2 separate regions of the Homo sapiens genome follow, and region 1 is linked to region 2. Evidence: read pairs that join two places in POLR2A ChIA-PET (ENCODE). Cell type or tissue: GM12878. All regions are shown on one strand. Each heading gives the region's core, and the rest is flanking DNA. Links, peaks and the distances in the headings are about the cores only. Region 1 overlaps ERCC4 (ERCC excision repair 4, endonuclease catalytic subunit). Region 2 overlaps MRTFB (myocardin related transcription factor B).

Region 1 (4,000 bases), core at 1-4,000, 190 kb before region 2:
ATTAAGAATAACTATACTTAACATATTTTAGCAATACCAAATTTTATTCTTGTTTTAGACAATCCGCCATTATCTGGATCCTTTGTGGCACCAGCTTGGAGCCAAGACTAAATCCTTAGTTCAGGATTTGAAGATATTACGAACTTTGCTGCAGTATCTCTCTCAGTATGATTGTGTCACATTTCTTAATCTTCTGGAATCTCTGAGAGCAACGGAAAAAGCTTTTGGTCAGAATTCAGGTGGGAGATTAAAATACTAATAATATTCTAAGAGCTGATTTGAATAAAGTGTTAGGTTTTAGGGGGAATCAGGTGTGAAAAGTGCTATATTCAACTATATGTTATACTGAGATTTCAAATTATGTTTTATGTTCATAGCACAAAGATGTAGGTTTTATTGATAGCTAATGTTTCCGCCTACTTAACGTCTGTTCTGTATAATAATAAATATTCATATCCGTTCCGGGCAATTTTATTTCTAGAAAAGACTGTGTGTAGTACAGGCAGTCCTCAACTTAGAAATAGGTTGTGTTCTGGAAGTTTAGTTGTTAAGAACTTAAAATTCATTTTCCTCAAAGCAAAAGCAAGGGAGTATGGGGCTTCCATCAGCTAGAGTGCCAAAGACTGAAGAGCAGAAGAGATTTTAGGGAAATATACATATACAGCTGGCCACCATCTCGTTTGGCTACCACTGTTTTGGCCTCTGTCACTGTTTGACCAGACCAGCGGTTTTCAAAGTGTGGTCCGTGAACCCCTGGGGTCAAGATTTAATACAGTTAATAATTCTGATGGTTCTTTAGGGACATTCTTAAGTGATGAACTGCAGAAGCATGACAGTAAAGAATGCACTGAATGCCAGTACACTTTCATGGCACTGCCTTGGTTCATGCTACGGCACCAGCATGTACAATTATGGAGCATTCTTATGTAAAACTCTTCTACCTGTAGATATCCAAATGTTGTCATTTCAAAGTAAAAAATGTTATTTATTTTCCTCTTGATTATAGTTAAAATAAGAGATAACCACTTACTATATAACTGCAAAAGTCAGAGTGATGCTTATATGCCAATCCACATATTTTCCTATAAATTATTACTTTCCAGTAAACCAAAGAAGCTGTGTTTTAAATGACCTCCAATTTTATTCTTAAATAACAGCAAATTCCTATTAACAACATTGCAAATATTAAAATAACTTGCTTTTACGCCATCACTGGAAATGTCAACGCAGTGAAAAAAGTCAAATAATGTCATGGTATTGTTACGAGAAAAGTTCTGACATCACATAGCCCTGAAAATATCTTGGGGGCCCCTGGGAGTTCACGGACCACACCCAGAAAACCACTGGTCCAGCTGAACAGCGACAGATCACAGTAGTGGGAGGCGGTGTGGTTGGTAGGAAGACAGGATGACAGCCAGTTACGTATGTAGGTCATGTGACCATCAGAGACTGTTTTAAATTAACCATAAATTGATGGCACTTTTTCTTTTAACTTTTCGTATTAGGTTGGCTGTTTCTTGACTCCAGCACCTCGATGTTTATAAATGCTCGAGCAAGGGTTTATCATCTTCCAGATGCCAAAATGAGTAAAAAAGAAAAAATATCTGAAAAAATGGAAATTAAAGAAGGGGAAGGTATCTTGTGGGGTTAAGTCTTTAAATGTGTTTTTTATTTCGGTATTTGGTATGGAAATTTAAAGTGCAATTTAAAGTCTTCTTTGGCCATGTGAAAAGTGTGTTCCTTGAAGATAAATGTATGTATGTTTGTTATATGTAACATGTAATGTATGTTGAAAGTATATATGTAAAGTATATGTGTAATGTATGTCGAAGTATACAGCATGGCAAGTCTTGCAGTCTATTGCCCAGGGCTTCCAAATAACAGATGTCAAATATTGATCAAAAGTATGCTACATGAGGAGCTATATATTGATTTTTTTAGAACTTCAAAGTAATTATTATTTTTGAGTCAGAATGAGGTTGGGGCATGGTGGCACACACCTATAATCCCAGCCCTTTGGGAGGCCGAGGCAGGAGGATTGCTTGAGCCCGGGAGTTCAAGACCATCCTGGGCAACAAAGCAAGACTCCATCTCTACAAAAAAAATTTTAAGGCTGGGCTCAGTGGCTCACGTCTGTAATCCCAGCACTTTGGGAGGCTGAGGCAGGCCGATCACCTGAGGTCAGGAGTTTGAGACCAGCCTGGCCAATATGGTGAAACCCCGTCTCTATTAAAAATACCAAAAATTAGCCAGGCGTGGTGGCGGGCACCTGTAATCCCAGCTACTCAGGAGGCTGAGGCAGGAGAATCACTTGAACCCAGGAGGCGGAGGTTGCAGTGAGCTGAGATCACACTACTGCACTCCAGCCTGGGCAACAGAGTGAGACTCGGTCTCAAAAAAAAAAAAAAAAAAAAAACACAAAAACTTTTAAAGTAGCCTGGCGAGGTGATGTGCACTTATCGTCTCAGCTACTTGAGAGGCTAAGGTGAGCCCAGGAGTTGAAGGTGACACCAAGATATGATCACACCACTATACTCCAGCCTGGGTGACAGAGTACGACTGTGTCTCAAAACTAATAAATAAAGTCAGGATGGAATATTTGAATATCCTTTTTAATTTTTAAGCAACATAAATATACTAGAATGAGGCAAATATGGGTTTTATTCCAGCATCTTATCTAGTGATACCGTAAATATCACTAGTTTTTTAAGGCATGGGATAGGGTTAATGCCTGCTTTCTGCCTAGTTTAAAGGTCTGTTTCAAAACTTAACTGAGGCCGGGCGCGGTGGCTCATGCCTGTAATCCCAGTACTTTGGGAAGCCAGTGCAGGTGGATCACCTGAGGTCAGGAGTTCGAGACTAGCCTGACCAACATGGTGAAATCCTCTCTCTACTAAAAATACAAAATTAGCCAGGAGTGGTGGCACATGCCTGTAATCCCAGCTACTTGGGAGGCTGAGGCAGGAGACTTGCTTGAACCCAGGAGGCAGAGGTTGCAACGAGCCGAGATCATGCCATTGCCTCCAGCCTGGGCAGTAAGAGTGAAACTTCGTCTTAAAAAAAAAAAATCTTTTTAAAGAAAACTTAATTGAATATATTATTGATGTGTTTGTGTTTGAATGCGTATAGGAACAAAAAATTTAATTGTTGTCTACTTTTATCCATGTTCAGGATTATGAAAGTCATGGGGATTTTAGAAATAGTAAATACTGTCATTGTGTACCGATGCCTTTGTTTTGTATAGCTGCTTATATATAGTGTCACAGAAACAACTAACACAGAATGGTCTCTCATTAGTGACCATGCATATAACTTTCTACCAAGGCATTTTGAAAGCCATATTAATGGTTTGAAGTATCTTTCATTTACACCTTAAGTAGATCTTTTTCAGGAAAGCAGATTCCATCTAACATTATAAAGAAAGCTTAAATAAATGGGCATATGTACTGATGCTCGTGTTATCTGTTGTTTTAAAAGCCTTTGGAAGACTTTATGGGTAAATATTATCACATAGAATGAGATATTTTTATTTCTCTACAGAAACAAAAAAGGAACTGGTCCTAGAAAGCAACCCAAAGTGGGAGGCACTGACTGAAGTATTAAAAGAAATTGAGGCAGAAAATAAGGAGAGTGAAGCTCTTGGTGGTCCAGGTAGGAAAAAAGGAGATGAAAACATTTGCTTCCAAAATCTATCAAATGAGTCCTGATTTAATTAGCTCTTTAAAAGTAGTTCAAGACTAGCCTGACCAACATGGTGAAACCCTGTCTCTATTTTAAAACACTGCTATTTTATCTATAAAATGTAGACAAATAAATGGCAAATGAACACTGAGATCCTAGTGGCAACCTCATTTCTGTTCGTTTGATGTTGTTTTCTCCAGGTTGAATCATTGTATATTCATGAAAGCAGGTTTTTAAACTAGTTGGGTTCTTAGAACTTCTATTTAAAGATTGAGCTAATCTCTACACATATTCACCAAGCTTTAAATCTGGAATCCCC
Region 2 (16,916 bases), core at 7,880-11,879:
CAAATGCTGAAAACACAGAAGGAATGAGAAGAGAACATCTGCAGACTCCACTGCCACACCCACCTGGGTGTGTGCTTGTGCTCAGCTGTCCCTCCATACGGTGGCTGGGCGCTCTGAGCTCCCGTCCAGGGCGCTCCTTCTTACTGGGTACCATCCCCCCTGATCTCTCAAGGGCATTGCTTCACTGATTTGTGTCCTCCCACCCCATCAGTTCTTCACTGTTCAAGGGCAGTGTGGAGTAGGGGCAGAGTGGGATTTAATCAGTGCTGAAGCTCTGCCGAACAGGTATAAAGAAACAATGGGGTTTAAATGAGTGACCCTGAAGCAGAAAGAGTAAGAGCCCATATCAAGGGAGGTAGGAAAGGAAAAAGGTGGCAGGATCAGTGGTGTGGAGACCCCGGTGGGATTAACGGATTGTTGGATCCAGAATTTGAGAGATAGCTAGGAGGCAGTGGTCAGAGGTAGGTGCGTGAAACTGGGGAGATCACGGAGTGTTCCTGGTTTAGGGAATGATCATGAGGTGAGTGGCTGAGGAAGAGTGGATGACGGGGTTCAAAGGTAGGAAATTCAAAGCTGAGGGCTCCAGAGAGCTGGCAGGAAGAGTGGTTTGGAAACAACAGTGATGAGCTGGCTCGCCTCCAAGCCTAGTAAAGCAGGAGGATTGTGAGAGGCAAAAATCACCACCACTTAAAAGGGCTGCAAAGGAAGCAGTGTCTTCCAGGTGAGAGCCAGGTTTCCCTGCTTCTTCTCTTATTCCACCACAGTCTGTTCTTCACATAGAAGTCTGATGTTTTCATTTCTATCTGTCCAGGCCTGTGTGACCTGACCTCTAGCTGAGTTTGCTGTTTCTGCTCCAGGCACTGGCCTGCTTGGTGTGTTGAGCACACCAGGGATATTTTTGCCTTGGGGGCCGTTTGCACTTGCTATTGCCATCCAACACTGTTCTCCAGGTATCTTTATAGCTTATTCCCTCACCTCCTTCTGGTCTGTGTTCCAGTGTCTCCATGGACAGAAGTGTCAGGGCTTCTCTGGACACCCTATCTGAAATGGCACTCTTCCTGCCAAGCAGTTACAACCCCTTTTCCTGCCTTAGTTTGTTCTTCAGCACCTACCACAATTTGACAGTATATATTTTACTTATTTACTTATTGGTATATTACACGAGGGCAGAAATTTCTGTCTAGGTTATTATGTCTTTATTTTTTAATTTTTATTTATGTATTTATTTTGAGACAGAGTTTCACTCTTGTTGCCTAGGCTGGAGTGCAATGGCGTGATCTCGGCTCACTGCAACCACCGCCTCCCAGGTTCAAGCCATTCTCTCACCTCAACCTCCCAAGTAGCTGGGATTACAGGTGCCTGCCACCACACCCAGCTAATTTTTGTATTTTTAGTAGAGATGGGGTTTCACCAGGATGGCCAGGCTGGTCTCAAACTCCTGACCTCAGGTGATCCACCCGCCTTGGCCTCCCAGAGTGCTGGGATTACAGGCGTGAGCCACCACGCCCAGCCTATGTCTTTATTTTTTTAATTGCTTTTCCCTACACCTAGCAGAGAAATTGCCAAATAGCAGATGTTTATAAATATGAGTTGAATGTAGAATGAATGAACGAATGGATCAGTAAACAGGTACAGGAGGCCTAAAGAAGGAGGAAATGATTTATTCGCAGTAGGTGATTTCAGAATTCAGGATCTAGAGTGGGTGTAGGATGTGATTGTTATTGTGGGAGGTTGAAGTGGAGAGAATGGGATGATTCCTGTTGTTGAGGAAGCTGAGTTACTGGGACATTGGATAATTAGAAGGAATTCCAGCTCCTAGCTCGATGGCGGGAGACAACATGGAGAGAAAAACTACCAGTCAGGCCCATAATCATTAAGGAATTTAGGAGGGGCTGGGTGATCAATAGAGAACTCTAACAAAAATTAGAGAAGGGGGTTGGTTTAAAAAAAGCATATCCACAAAGAAAGTAGCAGTTATGAGGTGTTGCCCTCTCCCTACATCAAGCTTGTTTTGTTTCCTTAAATTTTCCAGGTACATTTAGTTAAATGTAAACTCTTCTGGTTTCATAGGTCTCTTGAATTTTTTTTAGAATAAAAAAATTACATACATAGAACTAATGTGTCAATGCTAGTTTTTAAAAGTCTGTTAACTCTGACATGGGATACCAAGAGCCTGTCAGTAAAAATAGTTGCTATGGATTGCCAGTTCCTTTGGATCTTTAGGGTCAAGTACTAGTATTTGCTTTTCAAACTGTAATAGGTTCAAAATACAGAGTATGATTTATACTGATATATTTGTGGTTGGAAACTTTAATGTTGCCAATGTCTTCCCAATTGACATCTGAATATCTCAATTATGCTTCTGGTAAATTTATTATTTTAAAATGCCCTGCCAGACCATAGTGCTTTACAAAGTTGGCAGCATATTGCTGATGACCTAATTTTTTATTTGGACTCATTGTAAATGTTCTAAATGTTTCAGTATAGAACTATTCATTTTACCCATTTGAAGAGCATTTTAGGTATGTTTTAATACATGGAAGGATTATTTTCTTCTAGCCCAAATAAGCAAAAAACTTTTAAGTATGTATTTTCAATCTCAATTCCCACATTTATTCTATTTTTAGGTTCCAGCTACCTTCCAGAACATCAGAAAGAGTAGTCCAATTTCAAATAGGATTTCTTCTGGGTAAAAGCTCGTTTCCTGCCTGCACTTGAGGCTGCGTTCCACCATGCTTGTGCTGGCTCTGAGTTTTGCCTCCCACCCTCAATTTCAACCATTATTTTATCCTATTCTCTGGTTTGCTTCAGTTCAGTTTCTTCCTCTCTGTAGTTTTTTTGGACCAGTAATTTCTAATTATCCTGTAGGTCTCAGTTTAAATGTTGCATTTTCAGGGACGTCTTTGTAGATTCCTTTCTAGTGCATTGGGTCCCCGCTGCTGTGTATTGTCATCACTGTGCTTTCCCATCATAATATTGTTACACCTTACTGTAATTATATGCTTCCTGTCCAAATCCATAACTTCCAAGGGGCTATCTGGCTACCTTGTCTGTCTTGTTAATCGCTGTATTTTTCAGCACCTACAATAAATAGTGCCTGGCACACAGAAAGCTCTTCATAGGTATTTTTTGAATGAAAGGATGAATGAATGAGAGTGAGTCCTAGGTTATTCCTCCTTGCCACCACAGCCATGGCTAGTGACCACTTAATATAAGTATTTGCAGCACTTGACACAAGTATAGAAAGGTTTGGGTCTCCTCTACTGGGAAAAGTCCAGTGCTAACAGTTATTGGGAGGATGACCTCAAGTCCTTTTCAGCACCACGCTGACACTACTTGGAATTATGCTACTGAGGGGAGGATCTTGTTCTTGCTACACATTGTACCTACTCTTTCTTCTGAGCAGCAATGTCAGGAGGAGGAATTATCAACTAAATAAGTAGATTTTTGTGAAATATGTATTTTTTTAGTTATTTCCCCAAATCCTACTACTTCAAGTCTGCTATGATCACATTGCCAAATTTCTGGGTTTTTAAGGTAGAGTTCCAAAAAATAATCATGTGTTATCTGGATGTTTCATACTGTAAGTAAGCATAGTGACAGATAAATATTTTGAACAAATAATCATTCAGTAACCTAATTTGCCCCAATTAATGTAGTTTGATGAAAGTTTATTCAGCACCTTGTACAGGTCCTCAACACCTTTTCTTAAACTCTGCGGCCCAGCTACATTTTAAATACAGGTTTTTTTGAATTTTAAAAGGATGACATGTACCACCCAGTGAAGTTTGAGGCAGTACCCCATAATCAAACATTAATATTTCTGCCTTGAAATAGTCACACTAAATAGGAAATGCACTACAAATAGCCTCAAATCAGCTCAGATTCTGATTTTGCTGCGTATAATTCTGGTCAGGTTGGGCCACAGGTGAATTATGAAAAAACTCCTGGTTTTAGACTTTTGGGTCTTTGGAGTTACTTGCAGAGAACTGTAATAGGTGCATATTTTGGTGTGATGATTCTACTGTCTGAGTCTCCCTTGAGTGCTTCCCCTCCCCTCCATGCTCTGGGCCACCATTAGGACAAGCCATGACTGTCACCTGGATCACAGGGGCCTCCTCCCACTCCATCTCCTTGCCTCTTGTTCCTTAGCAATCCATTCTGCAGAGTAATTGGCCTAAAACAAGTTTGGTTCATATTGCTGTTCTTTGTAAATCCTTTCATTGGCTTCTTACTGCTCTACAGATGGGGCACGCATTTCTTAATCCATCATTCAAAACTCATTATGATCTGGGCCCATTTTACCTCTCCTGCCCTTCAATAGCCACTCCTCATTTTTTTTTTCTTGCAAACATATTTCTTCTGTTCCATAGTCCTGCTTACCTATTGACTGTACCTTCTGTCTGAAATAGCTTCTTTATCCTGCCTCCATCCTCACGTCCCTTTTCTAACTCATCTATTTTTCAGGTCTTGGATTAGATTTCACTTCCAAGGAAACCTTTCCCCTCCTAGTTCTAGATTAAGTACCCTACCGTTGTGTTTGGGCAATGTCTTATGCTCCTGTTGCATTGTGATATAATTATGTTACTAATTCTCTGGAGCAAGCATCTCAACCTTAGCACTATTAACTTTTTTTTATATGCTTATTTCATGACCTGGTGTTTAACACCCTCCTAAGCCTCTGACACTTGACCTGCTGTGCATCTCACACTTGGCCTCTGACATTTGCCTTGCTTTAGCAGTCAGCTTCTAGACGTGGTTCTAAATAATGCCTACCAGATTTCTCTACCTTAGCACTATTGACATTTTGAACTGGGTAATTCTTTGTTGGTGGGGGCGGTGGGGCGGGGGTGGTCATTGTAAGCACCATTGTAAGGTGTTTAGCAGCATCCCTGGTCTCCACCCACTAGATGCCAGTAACCCTCCTTCCCATTGTGACAACCAAAAATGTCTCCAGACATTGTCAAACATCCTCAGGGGTGGGGAGGCACAGTCACCCCTGGTTGAGATCTACCAGTCTAGAAGGAAGACTCTTTGAGGAAGGGGCTATGCTTAAGGGCATCTTCATATTCCTGCCTTGGTACACATGGGTCACCTTATACATATTGAATTAAATTAATGTGGGAAGGAGGGTACTTGGCAAGGAAAGGGATGGATAGACAGATGAAGAGTCTAGCTCAGCTCTCTCGGGACATGGCATGTGAGAATATATAGCAAATGATTTTCAAGGGATTGAGGTACCATACATAAGGGGATCACACTCTGTTCTTCTCTTTGAATAACTACTCCTTTTGCCTTTGGGCCATCCCCCAAGGAATTATTTCCTGCCTTAGAGTTACAGGCCACAGAATCTCCTGATCTGCTGGAGGCTGCCTTAGAATCAACCAGGAAGCATTTGTTAAACCACTGTACAAATAATGGGCACAGATAGGAATCACAAGCAGTCCTTGCCCTCAAGGCGCTCCCAGCCCAGTGAGAAAGACACTGGTGGGTTTTGCCTCTCTGTCCAGAAGGCCCTTACACCCTTCCTTTCCTGGCACATTCCTACTCCTCCTATCCAGTCTTGATCAGGCCTTCCTAATACATGGTCCCATAGCATCTATTCTTTTCCTTCACAGCATTTTTCACAGTTTTAATTATATAGTTTTTTCTGTGTTTTACTTAAATGTTTCTATTCCTTGAGACTAAGTTCAATGGAGAAAGGGACAATGTCTGTTGTGTTTGTTTATGTTTCTCCAGCTCCTGGCACAATAACTGGCACATTGTAGGCATTTAAAATATAATTTATAGACAAATAAGAATGCTTGTGGCTGTCCCTCCAAGAACTTGGATTCCAGTGGAGGAGATGGTGCCAACTGCAGTGCTCAGTTCTGTACCAAAGGGATAGGAAAGTGCACGGTTGGTTTTGGGAGTGAGATGGAGAATAATCTGGACTAGAAAGAGGTACCTGGGATGACTTTATAGGGAAAAAAAAGTTAGAAAATCAGGAAGACTAGAAAGGAAAAAAGAAAAGCCATTCATAGGTTTAATATAGACAACCATTTTGGTAAATTTCAGCCTCTTCCCCCTTTTTCTCTTTCTTTAAAAATATGTTACTTCATGCTTTAAAGTATTTCATGAATACAGAAAAACATAGAGAATAATATAACCTCCACCTAGCTTAGTCAAATCTTAACATTTTGCTAGCTTTGATTTACATTAAAAGAAAAAATGATATAAAATAGAATAGAACATTGCACATAGAGTTGATGCTCCCCTGTGTGCCTCTCCCAGATGCCATTCCCTCATCTTTTTTTTTTTTTTTCTTTTTCTTTTTTTTTTGTGAGACAGGGTCTCATTCTGTCACCCAGGCTGGAGTGCAGCAGCATGATCTCGACTCACTGCCCCCTCCACCTCCCAGGCTCAAGTCATCCTCCCGCCTCAGTCTCCTGAGTAGCTGGGACTACAGGCACACGCCACCACACCCAGCTAGTTTTTGTATTCTTTTTTTTATAGAGATGGGGTTTTGCCATGTTGCCCAGTCTGGTCTTGAACTCCTGAACTCAAGCGATCTGCCCGCCTCGGCCTCCCAAAGTGCTGGAATTACAGGCGTTAAGCCACTGTGCCAAGCCTCCCCATCTTCTTTCTGCAGAACCACCATCATCCCGAAGTGTGTGTTTGTATCTCCCATGTAGGAAAGATGGGGAGGCCTGGCGTGGTGGCTTAATGCCTGTAATCCCAGCACTTTGGGGAAACTGAGTTGGGCGGATTGCTTGAGCTCAAGAGTTCGAGACCGGTCTGGGCAACATGGCCAAACCCCATCTCTACAAAAAATACAAAAATTAGCCTGGTGTGGTGGTGCATGCCTGTACACACTATTGATATATACATATATATATAGTGTAAGTATTTACATATATATATACACACATATATATACACACACACATATATATATAAACTATATATTGTTTGTATATTATTAAAACTACATTTGGTTTGAAGATTTTGAACTTTGCATAGTATGGTATCATACTGTGTATATATTTCTGTGGCTTGCTTTTTTCATTTAGCCTTTCGTGTGAGATTTAGCCATGTAGATGTGTATAGCAGTAATTCTTTCAGTTTTGTTGTATGATATTTTAGGACTACACTACAGTTTATCCATTCTTCTGTCAATGAGAGGTTTTGGTTATTTTCAACATTGTGGTATGTGTCTCGTGCATGTTTGACAGCTTTTCTAGGGTTTGTACTGTTAAAAGAAAAACCTTAGACAAATTAAATATAATAGAATTTAATTGAATGAAGAACAGTTTGTGAATCGGGCAGCCCCCAAACTAGACCAGGATTAGAGAAGCTAGGATTAGTATAGTCACGTGGTTGAAGATTTATGGACAGAAAAAGAAAGGTGCCATACAGAAAATGGAAGTGAGGTGCAGAAACCGTCGGATTGGTTATAGTTCATTGTTGGTCTTATTTGAATATAGTTTGGCAGTTGGCTGCCTCTGATTGGCTGAAACTAGGTGATTGGCACAAGAGTAGGTTATAGTTTGTTTATGTATTTAGTTAGGTTATAGTTTCTTATGTATAGAGAAACCTTTAAGCTGAATTTAAAATACATAAGGAGGCAGGTTTAGACTAAATTTAATTGAATGGTTTTTCCTTTTTGATCAGTCTCTCAAAATTTCACTTTTGAGAGATTGACCAAAACTTTAGGCATTAATGTCACTTTGGTTTTAAATTTTACTAGGAAATAGTAGACCAGTGGACTTTGCAAGGTGGGAACAAGGACTTCAGATAATTTTTTTGTAAGGGTTAGAGTAGAGGGAACCTTTTTTTGTTGGAATTTTTTGCTTATAGGAGAAAAAATCTGGTCTGTTTTAAACTTATTTTTTTTTAAGTTTTAGTTTGATTATATCATATTTAGTATAAGTGATTGTATTTTGGTTGGTTTGGTCTGTTGGGGCTTAGTGTAGGAGTTTAGTCTAAAATAATGGCCTCGCATAGCAGCTTTAGGCTAAACTGAATTTAACAGCACCTGCAGGTGGAACAGCTGACGTGTAGGGTCCTACATTTCCTCAGCTTCACTGGACGTTGCCAGATCATTCTCCAGAGCAGCTTTGAGGTTTCAGCTCCTGACAGCACTGTCTCAGAATTTCTGTTGCCTCATATTCTTGCCAAGACTTGGTACTGTCAGACTTTCAAATTTTTGCCAATGTGAAATAGTACATTTCCTTCATTTCTAGTGAATTTGGGCATCACTTCTTATGTTTATTTGGCTGTTTCCGTTTCCTCTTTTGGGGCTTGTCAGATTTTCTTTTGTATGTTCTTTTTCTTATGTATGTTTATATCCTTATATATCTCAGATTAACCTTTTGTTGATATTTTGCATTTCCTGTTTTCCATAGTTCACATATGTTCTCCATCATGGCTTATCTTTCCACTTTGTGGTATGCTTTGTTGGGTGCCAGTTTCACATTATAATCAAGTCATACTTGTCAGTCTGTTCATTTATGGTTGGTGCTTTTTACATCATGTTTAATCCCTCCGTTCTCTAAGTACTTTGGGGTCATAAAGAGATCCTACCATGTTTCCTTCTAAAAGTTTGTTCTGTTTTTTTTCAGTGTAGGTCTAATCCATGTGCAATTTATTTCTGTGTGTGCATATAAGATAGAGAAAATTTTCCACGTGAGTAAACTGGTTGCACAAGCCAGTGTCACTGATTGCATAGTCTTATCTTTTTCCCCACTGATTTGTGATGCCACCTTATCACGTATTCAGTTTCCTTAGTATACATGGGCAGCTTCATCGGTTTATAATACATTCTTTTAAAATAATATATGCTTGTGTCACTTCTGCACTATCTTAATCACTGTGGCTTTATATATTGATACATTATGCAAGGCCCTGTTAAGAACCTTGAGTGGATGGTTATGATTGGAACTTAGTGTGTGGGGGATAGAATAGTGGGTGGTTGTGCTAGGAAAGTAGGTGGACTTGATTTTGTGGAGGGCTTTGAGGAGAACTCTGAGGACACAGGTAAGGTCTGTCTGTGGGACCATGGGTCACTGGGTGCTGGTAGATATAGAAGTAGGGCCTGGGCTATAATCTTTCAGCAGCAATGAGTGGTTTTTTTCAAAGAAGATTAAGGGTCTCAAGAAGTTATTTGTGCATTCCACATAAACTCATATATATGTATAGTATATTTTTTCCAGAAGTCTTTTTGATTAACTCTTCTTTAAGCTGTTGCTCTCTTAAAACCTCACCTCAAATTTCTCTTACATCAGAAACTCTTTAAAACTGGTTATTGTGAGTGTTCTTTGCTTTGGTGTTACAGTCTTCATTTGAAAGCTGGTTCTTAGCATTGTCATTTTCTTTTTCAGTTAATATGGCTTTTTTTTTTTTTACATTGAGCTTTAGGCTTATTTTTTCCCCTTTCTACTTTGTACTGAATTGAATCAGAAAAAAAAAGAATGCTATTTTTAAGTGCCATTATTCTTTTGAAGAAAAGCTTCCATTTAAAATGTTTGTCTGAACTGTAAGGGGTTTCTGTCAACCACTTCTGCTTCTGCTGAGAATGAGTAACATGACCTTTTTTTCTGTTTTAAAGAACAAGAGCGATGTCACGATGCTCCAAATGTTTGTTGTATTCCTTATTTTGGTGACATTTGAACTCTTATTAAGTAGAATTGAGTTAGTAAAAATTAAATAAGTTAGAGAAAATTGACTACTACTTAGATTGTTAACCTCTTATGCAAACTCTAGTGCTTCTGTGGTGTTTGAAAAGGAAGTATAAAAAGAGTTGCAGAATGAGGGGAAAAGCCCTGAAAGCGTTTTTGTTTTTGTTTTTTTCAAATTGGAAATGTCTTTATTCTCTTTGCAGACTGTAAAGGTAGCACACGCTCATTATAAAAATTTGACGCAATACCAAAGGGTGTAGAATAGCACTCCCCCATAGAGTTTTCTGCAATGATGGAAATGTTCTATTTTGTACCATCAGTGTAGTAACCATTAACCATATGTGGCCGTCAAGCCCTTAAAATGTGACAGGTGCAATTGTAGAACTGAGTTTTTTAATTTAATTGTAATTGATTTATATTTAAGTAGAACATGTGGTGAGTAGCTACTGTATGGTACACTCAGAGATAGCCGGTTGGGTGTGTACATTCTCTGTCACTCTCTACCAGCCTCCTGACTTTCTTCTCTCTTTTACCTCTGCTCTGTCCCTTTTTTCTCACCTCCTGTCTCTGTTTCTTTGGCATGCAGCCTGCCAGGCTGCCTCCACTCTCCCTGCCTTCCCCGTTCTTTCTCTTGTTCTTTCTATGTAAGTGTTATATATATACACATAGGACATTCTGTTCAGCAGTTAACTTTTTCTATTTAATTATGTATCATGGACATTTTCCCCTTTCAGTACATATGGATCTGTTTTTTTTTTTTCAATAATAGCGTAATTTCAGTGGAATTAATGTACCAACTTTTTTTTTATTATACTTTAAGTTCTGGGGTACATGTGTAGAATATGCAGTTTTGTTACATGTATATACACGTGCCATGGTGGTTTGCTGCACCCATCAGCCGGTCACCTACCTTAGGTATTTCTCCTAATGCTATCCCTCCCCTAGCCCCCTACCCTGCAACAGGCCCTGGTGTGTGATGTTTCCCTCCCTGTGTCCATGTGTTCTTATTATTCAGCTCCCACTTATGAGTGAGAACATGCGGTGTTTGGTTTTCTGTTCTTATGTTAGTTTGCTGAGAGTGATGGTGTCCAGCTTCATCCATGTCCCTGCAAAGGATATGAACTCATCCTTTTTTATGGCTGCATAGTATTCCGTGGTGTATATATGTGCCACATTTATTTTCTTTATCCAGTCTATCATTGACGGACATTTGGGTTGGTTTCAAGTCTTTGCTATTGTGAATAGTGCCACAGTAAACATATGTGTGCATGTGTCTTTATAGTAGAATGATTTATAATCCTTTGGGTATATACACAGTAATGGGATTGCTGGGTCTAATTGTATTTCTAGTTCTAGATCCTTGAGGAATCACCACACTGTCTTCGACAATGGTTGAACTAATTTACACTCCCACCAACAGTGTAAAAGCATTCCTATTTCTCCACATCCTCTCCAGCATCTGTTGTTTCCTGACTTTTTAATGATCACCATTCTTACTGGCGTGAGATGGTATCTCATTGTAGTTTTGATTTGCATTTCTCTAATGACCAGTGATGACGAGCATTTTTTCATATGTTTGTTGGCTGCATAAATATCTTCTTTTGAGAAGTGTCGGTTCACACCCTTTGCTCACTTTTTGATGGGGTTGTTTGTTTTTTTCTTGTAAATTTGTTTAAGTTCTTTGTAGATTCTGGATATTAGCCCTTTGTCAGATGGATAGATTGCAAAAATTTTCTCCCATTCTGTAGGTTGCCTGTTCACTCTGATGATAGTTTCTTTTGCTGTTCACAAGCTCTTTAGTTTAATTAGATGCCATTGGCTTTTGTTGCCGTTGCTTTTGGTGTTTTAGACATGAAGTCCTTGCCATGCCTATGTCCTAAATGGTATTGCCTAGGTTTTCTTCTAGAATTTTTATGGTTTTAGGTCTTACATTTAAGTCTTTAATCTATCTTGAGTTAATTTTTGTATAAGATGTAAGGAAGGGGCCCAGTTTCAGTTTTCTGCATGTGGCTAGCCAGTTTTCCCAACACCATTTATTAAATAGGGAATCCTTTCCCCATTGCTTGTTTGTATAGGTTTGTCAGGTTGTTGATGTATGGTCTTATTTCTGAGGCCTCTGTTCTGTTCCATTGGTCTATATATCTGTTTTGGTACTAGTACCATGCTGTTTTGGTTACTAGCCCTGTCATATAGTTTGAAGTCAGGTAGTGTGATGCCTCCAGCTTTGTTCTTTTTGCTTAGGATTGTCTTGGCTATGAGGGCTCCTTTTGGGTTCCATATGAAGTTTAAAGTAGTTTTTTCCAATTCTGTGAAGAAAGTCAATGGTATCTTGATGGGGATAGCATTGAATCTATAAATTACTTAGGGCAGTGTGGCCATTTTCACGATATTGATTCTTCCTATCCATGAGCATGGAATGTTTTTCCATTTGTTTTTGCCCTCTCTTATTTCCTTGAGCAGTGGTTTCTAGTTCTCCTTGAAGAGATCCCTCACATCCCTTGTAAGTTGTATTCCTAGGTATTTTATTCTTTCAGTAGCAATTGTGAATGGGAGTTCACTCATGATTTGGCTCTCTGTCTGTTATTGGTGTATAAGAATACTTGTGATTTTTGCACATTGATTTTGTATCCTGAGACTTTGCTGAAGTTGCTTATCAGCTTAAGGAGATTTCGGGCTGAGATGATGGGGTTTTCTAAATATATAATCATGTTATCTGCAAACAGAGACAATTTGACTTCCTCTTTTCCTATTCGAATACCCTTTATTTCTTTCTCTTGCCTGATTGCTCTGGCCAGAACTTCCAATACTGTGTTGAATAGGAGTGGTGAGAGAGGGCATCCTTGTCTTGTGCCAGTTTTCAAAGGGAATGCTTCCAGTTTTTGCCCATTCGGTATGATATTGGCTATGGATTTGTCATAAGTAGCTCTTACTATTTTGAGATATGGTCCATCAATACCTAGTTTATTGAGAGTTTTTAGCATGAAGCGGTGTTGAATTTTGTCAAAGGCATTTTCTGCATCTATTGAGATAATCATGTGGTTTTTGTCATTAGTTCTGTTTATATGATGGATTACGTTTATTGATTTGCATATGTTGAACCAGCCTTGCATCCCAGGGATGAAGCCGACTCGTGGTGGATGAGCTTTTTGATGTGCTGCTGGATTCGGTTTGCCAGTATTTTATCGAGGACTTTTGCATCGATATTCATCAGGGATATTGGCCAGAAATTTTCTTTTTTTGTTGTGTCTCTGCCAGGTTTTACGGTATCAGGATGATGCTGGCCTCATAAAATGAGTTAGGAAACATTCTCTCTTTTTCTGTTGTTTGGAACAGTTTCGGAAGGAATGTGTATTAACATGTGTTAACCCTACTGATGGGTAGTAGGTTGTTTTCAGTTTTTTTTCCTATAAAATATTTTTTAACCACTACAGTATTTCCTGTTATATGTTTTCCTTTGTGTTTTCTGCGTACCTTGCTGGTGTATAGGGTTGAATTGTTCAAAACTGAAATCTGCGTTTTCTTTTGTACTTTGATACCTAGTAGAATTCCCTTAGAACTTCAAATAAAGACCCCACTGGAATCCTTGGCTGCAGCCTACAGGTTAAGGTTGGCATATTGTCTTTCACTAGTGCAGTAATAATGGTTCTGATTGCTTGCTGTCCGGTGTGCTAAAGAGAAAGAGACTGGAATGTTACATCAACATGGATGAATGCCCACTGTTGTCTCTCTCAGAGAGGTGGGCTGGCTGCAACTGCCTCTGCCTTTCTTGAGGCCACCTCGGCAAGGGTGTGTGCAAAGGCAGCACTAGGCACACCTGCTGCCAGCCCCTCCAGCAAGGCCATTTCTGTTTCATGGGCAAAATTCCTGGGGGTAAATACTGTGGGCTTGAGGTCTCATCTTAGATTTCAGAGAAAATCTGAATTCGGTTTAATGGCAATCTAGCCTGGCAAACAGATTCTGCTTATGTCAGCTGGAGCGGGCAGCTTGGAGGGGAACCCCCAGAGGTGCTGTGCCTAGCAGTAGGGATGGGTGAGAGTGAGCAGACTCTTCTCTAGCAAGCACCTCTGTTTTTCCAGTTGGTAGTTTTTTACAGTGTCTCCCAGAAATTTTGTAAACATATTGTTTCCACTCACCTGATAAAACCTTCTAAATCTTTTTCTTTTTGGAATAACTTGTTTCATGAAATTGTTGGTAGTAGTTGCTTTTCTTATTTGGCAAATGGGTTTTTGTACTTTACGTCTGTCTGAGGTTTATAATATGCTGAGGTCATTTCCAAGTGATTTTTCAAGTGATGGTTAACATTTTTCATCTTTATCTGAAAAATATTTCTCTTAAGGACAGTGATGTATTTATAGGAAATAATTAAAATAATGCCGCTTGAAAAACAAAGAGTTTGCGGAACACAGAAACCTGAGCTGCCCTCCCTTTCCTTAGTTTAGTCATTTCCAGCACAGAAATTGTAACCCTGAATAATTACTTTCAAGGACTACACTCAAACTTCTTAACTTCTCTGGCTACTCTAAGGAAAAGCTAAAGAGATAATGTGGTAAGGAATAAAAAGTACATGGAGAAATTTATTTTACTGATTGAACTTTAGAAAATAAAGCCTTAGGAAATTCTTAATTCACTAAGATTAGTTTGGTTACCTAGTTTCAAGAAGTAACTTTAGAAACAATACCCACTCTCTAAAAGCCAGAGGGTTTTTTTTTCCTTTTTAAAAAAACCTTAGTTTATATGTATAGCCGTGTTATGTTGCCAGATACCTAGAAATCCAAATGTCTGTTAAATCCCAAATATTGGATTTAACAATGCAAAATATAAATATTAATTTCAACCTCTGTTACTTTAAGAGCTAACCTGTATTATGCCTGGGCTAGGAAAACTTTAAAACCCTATTATCATTTATTCATCAGAATATTTTTCTTTGTGTGTCAGAACAGTTGGTAGAAATAAACTTTTTTTATTTGGAAGTTTGAAGTTTAATTAGAAAGTCAAGACAAGCTAGAAAGGGGGTTAAATTTTTTAAAAATAATAATGTTATACTTTTTATATTATTTCACATAATCGATGCGGGAAACCAAGAATGTGGTAGACAGAATAATAACACTAATTGCTGACATTATTGACATTTACTGATTTATTCATAGCTCTGCTGTGCGCCTCACATCTATTATCTCTTCAATTCTCCCATCAATCCTGTGAAATAAGTACGTTTGTCACCCCCAGCTTTAACTAAAGATGCTGTGGCTTTGAAAGTTTAAGTAACTTGCCCACCAGCTAAAAAATTTCACAGCTGGAATTTGAACCCAAGCAGTCTGACAACAGAGGAGGAAACTTTAACCATCACAGTTCTAATTTGACGAGATCTCTCCTGAAACAGGGGCTAAATACTATGATAGTTAAGTGAATACTTCATCCAGGAAACAACCGTAGCTAAAAATGAAGCCAGTGAGCAATTTTTTAATGGTTTCTCACAGCCAAGTGTAATTCCAAACACCTGACATATAGTATCTCACTTCATTTGCACTCTGCAAGGGATATATTATTTATACTCATTTTTCAAAGAGGCTTAGGGGGTTAACTAACTTGCCCATAGTCACGATTTTTGTAATTTGTGAAGCTGGGATGGTGCAGAATAATTGATTAACATCCATTTATTAAATATTTTTATTAGTTTGTGCAAGGATTGCTTTAGTTCTGTTCAGTTCGGTATTTTAATCAGTTACTAAGATGAATATGCAAAAGGCAAACAAATTTCAGATGACACAAAACGGAGTGAAGGTATTACAAAATGGAACAATATTCAAAAAGATTTTCAGCCTTAAATTGCTTGCTTTTTAAGCATAAACAACACATTCACACATTCAAAGATAACAAGACTAAGGGCCGGGTGCGGTAAGTATCTTTGTCTTACACCAGAGGCGGGTGGATCACGAGGTCAGGAGATAGAGACCATCCTGGCTAACATGGTGAAACCCCGTCTCTACTAAAAATACAAAAAAAATTAGCCAGGCGTGGTGGTGGGCGCCTGTAGTCCCAGCTACTCAGGAGGCTGAAGCAGGAGAATGGCGTGAACCCGGGAGCAGAGGTTGCAGTGAGCCGAGATCATGCCACTGCACTCCAGCCTGGGGGACAGAGCGAGACTCTGTCTCAAAAAAAAAAAAAAAAAATAATGACGAAAATCCCCTCTAGCCTTGGCCAGTGACCACTCCATTGCACCGTCCCACTACTGTTCACACACAGCTGAGAACCACTCTACTCCTTTCCTCTTTCTCCAGGGTGTCATTTTTAGCAAAAGTGAATATATATATATATTTTCTTCTTTTCCCCTTTTCTGATTCACTGGTGTTACTGGCCAGGTCCAAGTCTCTCCTATATCTTTGTCCAGGGTGTAATTTTAGCAAAACTGAATATATATATATATATATATATATATATATTTTTTTTTTTTTTTTTTTTTTCTTTTTTTCCCCTTTTCTAATTCATTGGTGTTACTGGCCAAGTCCAGGTCCATTCTGTCTGCATGCAGTAAGTTTATTACTGTGACTTGGGTTTTGCAAAAGAGAAAAGATTTATTCTCAAGGCTGCCGAGCAAGGAGACAGAAGAACAGCTCTGAAAACCACCTCCCTGAAGATAAGGCTTAGGGATGTTTATGGTTGAGGAAGTGAGGTAGTCTAAGGCATGGGGAAAAATGAAGTAAGAGGTTTATTCTGTGCAAGCGTAGTTGGGTTTCATGCCATTTCATAGGACATATGTGCCAAAAATGGTGTTAGCGTGATCTGAGAGTGGAGTTTTTGGCCTCCCTGACCTCAAAAGGTCACCTCTTAGGTTCTTAACACAGGCCCAGTTGAAGGGTTCGTGGTCTCGACCAGTTGGAACTGGGCAGGAGCTGGCCCACATTCCTGGAAGACAACTGAAATAACCGTTACTTTGATGACCTATGATGTTATCTATAACATAGCCAGTGAAGTTTCAGTGTTTAGCAGTAATGCCTTCACCTACTGCGGCCTTCAGCTTCTTAGAAAAAGGAAAACAACAGCAACAGCAACAAAAAGCAAGTGACCAAAAGCAAGCGGGACAGGCAGACCTGACCAAGTTAACCCCCTGCTTTCATTAGCAACAGATCTTAGATATCTTTCCATATCAGTATCACCTGGAGAGAGCTTCCTCATTCTTCCTTATAACTGCATAGTATTATATTTTATGAATGTACAACAATTTAACCCATCTCCTATTGATCGTGGCTAGAGTTATTT

Evidence for each region. ChIA-PET counts read pairs that join two places held together with the same protein. Peaks named below come from ENCODE experiments on the same cell type or tissue, not always from the same donor. Only the 100,000 strongest peaks of a DNase experiment are listed, where the experiment ranks them.
Region 1: POLR2A ChIA-PET joins it to region 2 with 5 read pairs; 3 of 35 experiments call an interaction of 5 or more read pairs at or near these places.

What each region holds. Positions count from the first base shown.
Region 1 is chr16:13,930,652-13,934,651 of GRCh38, forward strand. ERCC4 (ERCC excision repair 4, endonuclease catalytic subunit) reads left to right here. Exons shown (of 11, transcript NM_005236.3): 5 at 59-239; 6 at 1,506-1,634; 7 at 3,541-3,651. Among named protein-coding and RNA genes, the nearest start is that of ERCC4, 12 kb to the left of the region's middle. In GM12878, for the core only: no CTCF peak of the experiment used is centred there; no DNase peak of the experiment used is centred there.
Region 2 is chr16:14,111,832-14,128,747 of GRCh38, forward strand. The region is part of intron 2 of MRTFB (myocardin related transcription factor B); the gene reads left to right. Among named protein-coding and RNA genes, the nearest start is that of MRTFB, 49 kb to the left of the region's middle. In GM12878, for the core only: no CTCF peak of the experiment used is centred there; a DNase peak (open chromatin) is centred at 9,540; H3K4me3 peaks cover 701 bases; H3K27ac peaks cover 443 bases.